3 separate regions of the Homo sapiens genome follow, and regions 1 and 2 are each linked to region 3. A link is a contact called in ENCODE Hi-C or POLR2A ChIA-PET data. All regions are on one chromosome and are shown on one strand. The core of a region is the stretch at or near the end of the contact, and the rest is flanking DNA. Distances in the headings are between cores, read along the strand shown.

What was found. Hi-C counts contacts between places; a loop is a spot of excess contacts on that map. ChIA-PET counts read pairs that join two places held with the same protein, here RNA polymerase II (POLR2A). Pooled maps may share reads with other maps.
Region 1: a loop to region 3 is called in a map of B cell, with 10 times the contacts of the local background. The contact joins the promoter of RCBTB2 here to the promoter of COG3 in region 3. A Hi-C loop is called at or near these places in 2 of 168 maps with a recorded cell type or tissue (B cell and posterior vena cava) and 6 of 50 pooled maps. POLR2A ChIA-PET finds 5 or more read pairs at or near these places in 1 of 52 experiments (activated T-cell).
Region 2: a map of B cell shows a loop between it and region 3 (10-fold over the local background). The contact joins the promoter of MTRF1 here to the promoter of COG3 in region 3. A Hi-C loop is called at or near these places in 2 of 168 maps with a recorded cell type or tissue (B cell and CD8-positive, alpha-beta T cell) and 7 of 50 pooled maps.

Annotation. Positions count from the first base shown.
Region 1 is chr13:48,531,328-48,534,499 of GRCh38, forward strand. RCBTB2 (RCC1 and BTB domain containing protein 2) reads right to left here and starts at 1,753. Exons shown (of 15, transcript NM_001268.4): 1 at 1,701-1,753. It overlaps LOC124903174 (a long non-coding RNA gene), which reads left to right. Exons shown (of 2, transcript XR_007063795.1): 1 at 1-722. RefSeq lists enhancers at 69-238, 1,129-1,368 and silencers at 1,409-1,808, 1,919-1,968.
Region 2 is chr13:41,262,299-41,265,471 of GRCh38, forward strand. MTRF1 (mitochondrial translation release factor 1) reads right to left here and starts at 1,278. Exons shown (of 10, transcript NM_004294.4): 1 at 1,187-1,278. RefSeq lists an enhancer at 696-1,196 and a silencer at 1,484-1,573.
Region 3 is chr13:45,463,544-45,466,358 of GRCh38, forward strand. COG3 (component of oligomeric golgi complex 3) reads left to right here and starts at 1,396. Exons shown (of 23, transcript NM_031431.4): 1 at 1,396-1,667. The coding sequence starts at 1,494.

The sequences.
Region 1 (3,172 bases), core at 503-3,002, 3.1 Mb after region 3:
CCTTCTGAGCTTCAATTATGGTGGAGATAGATTGATCATACCCTTACAAATATATAATATCAGATGGTGATTAAGTGCTACAAAGCCGAACCAGCAGTACAAGAGTTTGGAGAGCCAGACATTTTAGGTGAGGTAGTCACCTCTCTGAAATGATGGCAATTGTTTCAAGACTTAAATAAAGTTCTGTGCCATGCAGATTTGCGAAGAGTGGGAAAGTGAGCATTGAGCATACTGGAAATACCAAACGCAGACGCCCTGGGATGAGGGTCCGCTTGGCGAGCCCAGCAAGAGCAATAAGGCCTGAGTGGTGGAAGTGGGGTATGCAAGAACGTATCATTCTTGTTGCTTTTACCTGCTGCTTAATAACACGCATGTACTGTCTAGCAGGAAATAAAGAGATTACGTTTCACCTAGAATACTCATTCTCTGAGCCTAAGTGGCTCTTCTATTCCAGCCCCCAAATATCTGTATCAGCACATCATATAAGATTACAAAGCACAGAGTAATGACATTGTTAGAAACTCTTCACAGTAGCCCCAGGAGTCACGAAACTGACTTAACTAAGACCCACTGTCTAGTAAGGTGTAAAACCCAGCAGGAACGCAATACTAGGAAGGTGCAAAGCCAGGAGGCTCAATAAACGTTAAACAGTGTCTGGGGGAAAGAGCAACGATCCAGAGCACTGTTTGTGAACTCAACCACTTTTATTCAGCTCTGACAAGGTAAGTCGCCAAGCGCGGTACAAAGTAGCTCCATGAAATGCGTTTTGTTATAGTCCTGGTCTCGAACTGTTGCAACATTTTATGTAATTTTTGCAAAGAACAAAAGCAAAAAGTTCATTCTAAATTAGCCTTCCAACTCAGTTCTTTCTCCGCCAAGACGGAGCACTTGGAAAGTTTTCAATGTCTGAAAACCTCTATTTCCAGGGCTGAGCAGAGCACTATGTTGCGGCTTAAGACGCTCGGCGATTTCTTCCCATCCCTCCGCAGTTCCAAAACGGCTTCGCCTAACAAAGTCAAACTTTTCGCGCTATTCCTGGACATCAGGACCAAATGTCGAAAGCATATACTGCCACTGAGTTAGTGAGCCGGGCCGGTGCCCGGGACCTGGGGTACTAGATTTATGGGACGGGAGCCTAGGGGTCGAGGCCACAGAAATGAAAACATCGGCAACATATGCAGTGCAGCGAGTGGGTTAGGAGGGAGAAACTTCAGGCAGGACGCTCCCTCGGGACCTGTGACGCCCCCCCAGCCACACCAGACGTGGGAGCTTAGGATGAGAGCGGCCTCCGAGCAGATGATCACCCTGGAACGACGCCAAACGCGACCCCTACCAGAGGACTCGCGCATGCGCAGCGCAGCCTGGGCCGGCGGCCTGGGCAGGATGTAGTCGCGAGCAGCGCACCGGGCCCACGCCAGCGGAATTGCGCATGCGCAGGGCCGCCTCTGCCTGCGGCCTGGGCTGGGTGTAGCCCCGGAACCTAGCTCTTAACTCCCGCCAGCAGTTTTACGCATGCGCGACGACGCCTAGGCCTGTGGCACGGTCGCGGCTCTAGTCCCCTGGGCCCCTCAGCTGTCTCTGGCGGGGAGGTCGGGCCGCAGGGGCGGGGAGGGGTGGCCTGCCCCAGTGGTACCTGACAGCATCCCACGTCACGGCCGCGATCCCCCTCGGCCTCCCACACCACTCCTCCACCCTCTTACCTCCTCGCAGGCCGGAGCCTTGTCCGCTCCGCCTCCTGGGTAGCGGTTACTGCACGGTCAGGGGCCCGGCGCCGCGATGAGTTGGCGCCTCCCCCTGAAACGGCCCGGCCTCGGCGGGATGCGCTCGGGTGCCCGGCCGAGACGGAAACGAAGGGAGCGCAGACAAGAGGAGGGGGCTGGCGACGGCGTCTCGCCCCTCCTCTCCTCCCTAGGCTGCCCACCGCCGCCCCTCCCCTTTCTCGCAGACGCCCCCTCCCCTCGGAGTTGACCCCCGGGAGTCTCCCATTGGGGCCGCCTCCGCTTTTCCAGGGAGTTCCTCCGTGGGTCACCCCCACCTTCTCCAGGGTTATGTTCTCGCAAATTTTGGGAATTTGTGGATACCCGACCTAGAAGGATAAGGCGTGTATGATGCTGAGAGCAACCTTTTCCACAGCCCCTCTCCTCCAGCCTGCCCCAGCTTTTCTTCTATTGCTGGCCCCTCTATCTGGGGGCTCCGATCACTTCACGTTTTCACCCCATTGCTGTGGGGCGGAAGTCTTGTAGCCCCCTGTAGTACAAATGCTGAAATAATGAGGATGTGTGCTGGGGGGTTCAGGGGGATGACCTCAGTTACCTTGGGGCCAAGGGCTTCGAAAACAGCCACCTTCTCCCCTTATGATTATATTTTGCAGTAATTTATTATATTACACTGCACTTCTGTTGGCCTTTGTAGATTTAAGTAAAATGCACCACAACTTTGCAGTGTGCAATAATTTCTTCCACTGCACTACACTTAAATTGACCTGAGTGGGTTTTGGTTAAATGCTCAACAATTAAATGTTATTAGCTATTCCTGTGAAGTAAGCTACTTGCTTTTATACTGGCTGTTTCATGAGGACACTGGTTCCTCTACAGTGTAGAGCCAAAAGTAGTAAAGCCAAAGAGAAAAACTAACATTCCAAACCACAGTGACCGTGTCAGTCTGTTTCGTCTGGCTTTTGTCATTTCTTCGGAAAAACATCATTCTAAAATGTATAACTGCCTTTCTGCTACATAGGGCAGACATTTATCTCTATTCTCTGAGCATAGCCCACTGAGCCTCAGAAGGAGGCACGCAAAATGGTACACAGGTATTTCTTGTAGAGCTCTAAATGGAAGAAAAAGTAAGTATACATTAACAGGAAGTTGCAGCGATAGTGCAGAGAGGCATCGTGTGCCTGCCCCAAGTTTCTCCACTGGTTACATCTTATCAATGAAAGAAATTTATGAGTTAAACAGGTTTGCTCTCAGAAAAAGCTCACTTCAGTGATGATAGCTGGCATTTTTTTTTTAAGCACCTATTGTGTGCCAAGAGGTTTATCTTATTTGGAGCTCACAATAATCCTGTAAGGCAAGGATTATCCTTACTTTACAGATAAGGCAACTCAGGCCCCAAGAGATTAAGTTTCTTTCATCAGCAACCATGGCAAGATCTGTTTGCCTTGCGCACTTGG
Region 2 (3,173 bases), core at 28-2,527, 4.2 Mb before region 3:
CACTGCAACCAGCGTGGGCGACAAAGCAACACGCTGTCTCAAAAAAAAAAAAAAAAAAAGAAACATACCAAAATGTTAATAAAATGATCTCTAGTTGTGAGATTATGAATACCTTTTGCTTGCTATTTTTTCTACTTTTCAGTGTTTTCCAAGTTTCTTGCACATGTAGCATGGAATACTTTCCTAATCATAAAAAAAGATTAGTTTAAAAAATTACAGGTTAGGTGAAATTGGCTGTGTACAATAATTTTCTGTTCTCCTCCCCTCCAACAGAGATAATCAAGAGCTAACAAAAGTACACAATGGTCTTACTGAGTAAGAAAGGGAGAATATAAAGTGTTCTAAGAAAACTCTAAGGTTCAAAGTTGAAATAAGGGTCAAGCCACGCACAGTAGCATGCACCTATTGTCCCAGCTACCCAGGAGACTGAGGCAGGAGGATCACTTGAGCCAAGGAGTTCAAGGCCAGCCTGGGCAACACAGTGAGACTCAACTCAAAAAAAGAAGGATCAACATTTATCAAAATCAAACTTTACTGTCTCCAGTGATCCTACTATGCTAGGAGGTGCATTGATATATTAGCTCATTTGTTCACTATAAGTCTGTTAACTTAGCATTATCACCTAGGAAATAAAATAGTCAGAATGGTCTTTAAAATATTCAGTTTCCAGAGTTCTACTGATAGATTTTAGGATACTGCATCACATTATTAAAAGAACTGTTGAAGAAAGCACCAATGGCCAGCTGTCACAAACGTTACACTCCACCACCCCCGTATTTCAAGCACGTTAGAGAAAGTGTATCCATTTGCTAACAGACAGAATAAAAGGATGACAAATATATGTTTGTACGAATACTTATTGCTAAAATTTCCATTTTAGGAACAGTAGTAGAATGCATAATTTTCAAGGTCATGAATCTCAACATTAAGGAAAACAAAACAAAACAAGATGTTTACTCTCCAAGGTTAACTACACCTGAGAACAGCACGACTTCTCCATTACCCATCACAGTAACAGTATTACTCTGATGCTTTGGGGAAAGTTCTGAGTGTAGGCAGGTCAGAAGCGACAGCCCGCGGGGCAGCAGCACGGGCAAACCATGCTGTGTAACTCAGTATATGGAGTGATTCCATAAAGAGGCAATACAGGAGGCGGCGGGGAAGATCAGGAAAGAACTGTGAGTACCTAAGAAAAAGAAGAATACACGTTAGCTCTCTTTACTGAGGTCGGAACCTTCCGAGACCCGCCACATTTCAGCCCGACAAACCCGAGATCACGTTCACTTCCTGGTTCACTTCTTCCGGGTTAACGCACGCTCCCGGCCCCTCCTCCGCCACTACCGCTCTCCGGAGGAGTTGTCCTCGAGCATGCCTAACAATGGACTAAAATGACAAAAATGAGCTAAATGAGAAAAATGACAAAACGAGAATGAAATTGTCATCAGACAACCGCCCCCGCGCCGTCCTTATCCAGAGCGTGAGCCCAGAGCGGGGATGGAGATGGTGGGAGGGAGGGAGGGAGGGAGGGGCCAAGGTGGGACTAAACTACAACTCCCAGAGCGCCCACCAAAGAATCCTGGGAGTTGTAGTTTACCTTGCGGCAGCCTCCAACCCCCTCCACTCACTATCCAGCCAAATGTGGAGTTTTTGGTTTTCACCGTTAACTGCAAACCTAGAAGAGAGATTCTTTACGATTCTGATTAAGAGATCAAGATTTAGAACACATTGCATGTGAAATTACAATAATTTCCTTATGTATTAGAAGCCCGTAAAGCACTGTTTTCCAATATTTAAAAAAAATAAAGACTCCTTTTACATCATCCACAAATGTAGAAGATTCTGCGTGTAATTTCTATACTTTCAGCTTCCATTGCTTCAGAAAATACCTAATGACTAAAGGATAATACAAATAAATTTATATTTTAAAAGTAGTAACAGCCCCAAAAGTTAGGAGACCGTGTATTTCCACATGTTAGTGATTTTATAATGTTCTTTGCACATGGGAATGTAGGGGCTCAACCTAGATTCATAGCTTATGAACCACTGATTAAGTGAAGAATGAAAACTCCAGTTAATAAACAATTGCAGGAAAATGCAAGCATATTGTCCTACTTTGACTAATCCAGTGGGATCCAGCCCTTGGCTATCGCAATTTACAGTCTTTCTATCTCCATGCCTCAATTTTTCTTCCTGAAAGAAAAGGCAAAAAATGTACCATATTACTGACTTTACAGAGTATTTTCTTAGATTATAATCACATACATAGATAGGAGAATTAGCTATATATGCAAAATAATATCTAACGTTTATAGCCAACTTCAAGGTACCTACTTCTATGTACTATGTACTAAATACTGTTCTAAATGGTTTTACCCTATTAATTCATTTAATTTTTACAACCTTAAAATACTTATTTTGCAGAGGAGAAAATTAAGGCACACAGAGCTAAAGTAACTACTCCAAGGTAAAAAACAGTAAGTGATAGAGCCAAGACTCAATTAAGGCAATGGCTTTAATGATCTGTGGCTCCTAAGCTCTGATATAGGGCCACCCTGCTCCAAAAAAGAAAAAACCTTCAATCATGTATTCAATAAATAGTGAACACCAGTTATGTGCTATTCACTATTCTAGTCATGAGGATTTAGCAATGAACAGAAAAGACAAAAACCTTTGCCCACATGGAGCTTATGTTCCAGTAGGGGAAAAGTTTCAAAGGGTCTACATAAAGTCATTCTCCTAAGTTATCCAAAAAGTTCTTTAATTATTTATTCTGATTTGTGCTTTCAGCTATATAACTTGAGTATTATATATAAAGCTTTATTCTCCTTAAAAAATTAGTCTTAGTCGGGCGTGGTGGTTCACGCCTGTAATCCTAGCACTTTGGGAGGCCGAGCCAGGTGGATCACCTGAGGTCAGGAGTTCGAAACCAGCCTGACCAACATGGAGAAACCCCATCTCTACTAAAAATACAAAATTAGCTGGGCGTGGTGGCTCATGCTTGTAATCCTAGCTACTCGGAGGCTGAGGCAGGAGAATCGCTTGAACCCAGGAGACAGAGGTGGCAGTGAGCCAAGATTGCACCATTGCACTCCAGCCTGGGCAACAAGAGTGAAACTCCGTCTCAAAAAAAAAAAAAAGTAGTCTTACTGCTATGGACTGAATTGTTTATATTC
Region 3 (2,815 bases), core at 146-2,645:
TCAAGCGATTCTCCTGCCTCAGCCTCCCGAGTAGCTGGGATTACAGGCATGCACCTCCACGCGCAGCTAAGTTTTTTTGTATTTTTAGTAGAGACGGGATTTCTCCATGTTGATCAGGCTGGTCTCGAACTCCCGACCTCAGGTAATCCGCCCACCTCGGCTTCCCAGAGTGCTGGGATTACAGGTGTGAGCCACTGCGCCCGGTCTCAAATTCTGCTCTTAAAAGATCAGAGCCTTCATTTGGGAACATAGCCAGGCACTGATTTGTGCTATAAAGCCTGAATAAAGCCTTCAGACTTTACCCAGACAATGGTCAAAATTGCTACGAAGCTGTTTCCACCTGCCTTGACTCCAGGGAGGAGCAGGAAGAGGCCTCCATAACTTGTAGAAGATTGTCTGTTCTCCACCATTTATTTATTCAATCGTTTATTTATAGCAGTATGGACTCATGGGTATTTATTTTATTCTGTAAATTATGATCCAATACTATCATTATTTATTTTGTTGCTCAAATCTACAATATGATTTAAATGGTAGAGTAGAATTACATGTCTGTACCACAAATTATTATTATTATACATTTTGAGACAGTCTCACTTGATGCCCAGGCCGGAATGCAGTGGCAAGATCTCTGCTCACTGCAACGTCCACCTTCCAGGTTCAGGAGATTCTCCTGCCTCAGCCTCTCAGGCTGATTACTGGCATGTGCCACCACGCCTGGCTAATTTTTGTGCTTTTAGTAGAGACGGGGTTCAACCATGTTGGCCAGTCTGGTCTCAAACTCCTGACCTCAGGTGATACGCCCACCTCGGTCTCCCAAAGTGCTGAGATTACAGGCCTGAGCCCCCGCGCCTGGTCTGTGCCACAAATTCTTGATCCAGTTCTTCAATGTTGGACATTTAGGTTGTCTCCAGTTATTTGATACCATTAATGATGTCTGAGATACACACATCTTTGAATTTTTTATGTGTTTCCGTAAATTAGTTTTCTAGTAGGGGAATTACTGGATGTTGGAAAAGTTTATGCTTTTGGTTTTGATCCAAGAGGCATAAATTGTCAACATGCCAACATGGAAATCATACACTCCACACATTCTACCCAGACTACCCAGCTGTAAGCAGAGAGGTGTAGATCCAAGTCTCCTGCCGGCAGGGTGATTTAGCGCAGTTGTCAATAATCTGTACAACACGTAACAATAAAGTTATTGATGTTGAGGAAAAGACTTCCGGTAGGGGCATTTCTATTTCCATTGGGTCCTGTCTTCTCCACCTTCTACGTTTCAACCGGAAATAGTCGTACCCATTTAAAGCCACGTCGGTACTGGCCTCGGTCCCGCCCCCCACACTGCGGAACCGTTTCCGGGGTCAGGGCATTCCGTCCCGCCCCGCCGCCGGTGCAGTGTTGGAAGCTCCGGTTCTCCCGGAAGTGGCCCAGGTCTCTCTGTCGGGGTCCCCTCCATCTCGCTGCTGCTGAAGGCCGCGAGGGCGGCGGCGATGGCGGAGGCGGCGCTGTTGCTGCTGCCTGAGGCGGCGGCGGAGCGGGACGCTAGGGAAAAGCTGGCTCTCTGGGATCGGAGACCGGACACGACGGCGCCGCTGACCGACAGGCAGACGGACTCGGTATTGGAGCTGAAGGCGGCGGCAGAGAACTTGCCGGTGCCAGCTGAGGTGAGGTGATGGGCAGGAACCGGGCCGGGGCGATGGGGCTGGGATTCTCCTCGGGCGCCCCGGCAGGACCCCGGCCTCACTAGCCTCTGCCCAGGATATCTCTCCACTCCTCCCTGGCCATGGTGGCGGATCCGGTGGGAGGGGCCTCATCTCCCAGGCTGTCAGGCTTCGCTCTGCCTGCGACCCCGACTCTAATTCTGCCTGGGGACGGCTGTGGGGGTGTCCTGCAGCTGGTGCTCGCCGGAACCCAGTCCTCCCCCAGCAGCATGGGACGGTTGGCCCGGAGCCTTGCACCGAACGTTTTGCCCCAGACGAGGCGTCCTGTCAGCCGAGGCGTAATCCTGCTGCCCACTCTCTCCCAGAAGGAGAGGCAGTCAACCCGAGGTGCTGTGCTGCAGGACAGTCTCCAGCGCGTGCTCGTTTACCGCCTTAATGATTCACCTAGGTTGCTTTGTCCATGGGGGTCTTGGGGAGACCAAAACTTGGTCCTGAGTGAGTTTCATTTATCGCACATTGAACTATGAGCTCTCAATCAAGTGCAAGTTATGGGAGATCAGATTTATTTCACCTATTGCAAAGCAATAAAAATGAATTTTATTTGAAAGTTGGCTCAGTACATTATTAAGCAGTGCTGGTTTTCGGTGTTAGAGTCAATGTGTTTAATCCACTTACCATTAGGATATTATGCACTACTGCTTCTTGTGTGATTCAATTCAATTAGTTGTAATAGCAGGAAGTAACATGAATTGTCAGATGTTTGACAAACGTTTTCCAGTTTTGAGGGCCAGGTTTAGGAGGATTATTTTATATAAGCAGTGGTGATGGTTACTTTTGATGTTGGAAGCATTCTTTTCTCTCGCTCTGTCGCCCAGGCTGGAGTGCAGTGGCGTGACCTCGGCTCACTGCAACCTCCACCTCCCGGGTTCAAGCGATTCTCCTGTCTCAGCCTCCCGAGTAGCTGGGATCACAGGTGCCTGCCACTACACCCGGCTAATTTTTTGTATTTTTAGTAGAGATGGGGTTTCGCCCTGTTGTCCAGGCTGTTCTCGAACTCCTGACCTCAAGTGATCTGCCCGCCTCGGCCTCCGAAAATGCTGGGATTACAGTCGTGAGCCACCGTGCCTGGCCTGAAGCATTCTTTTTATACG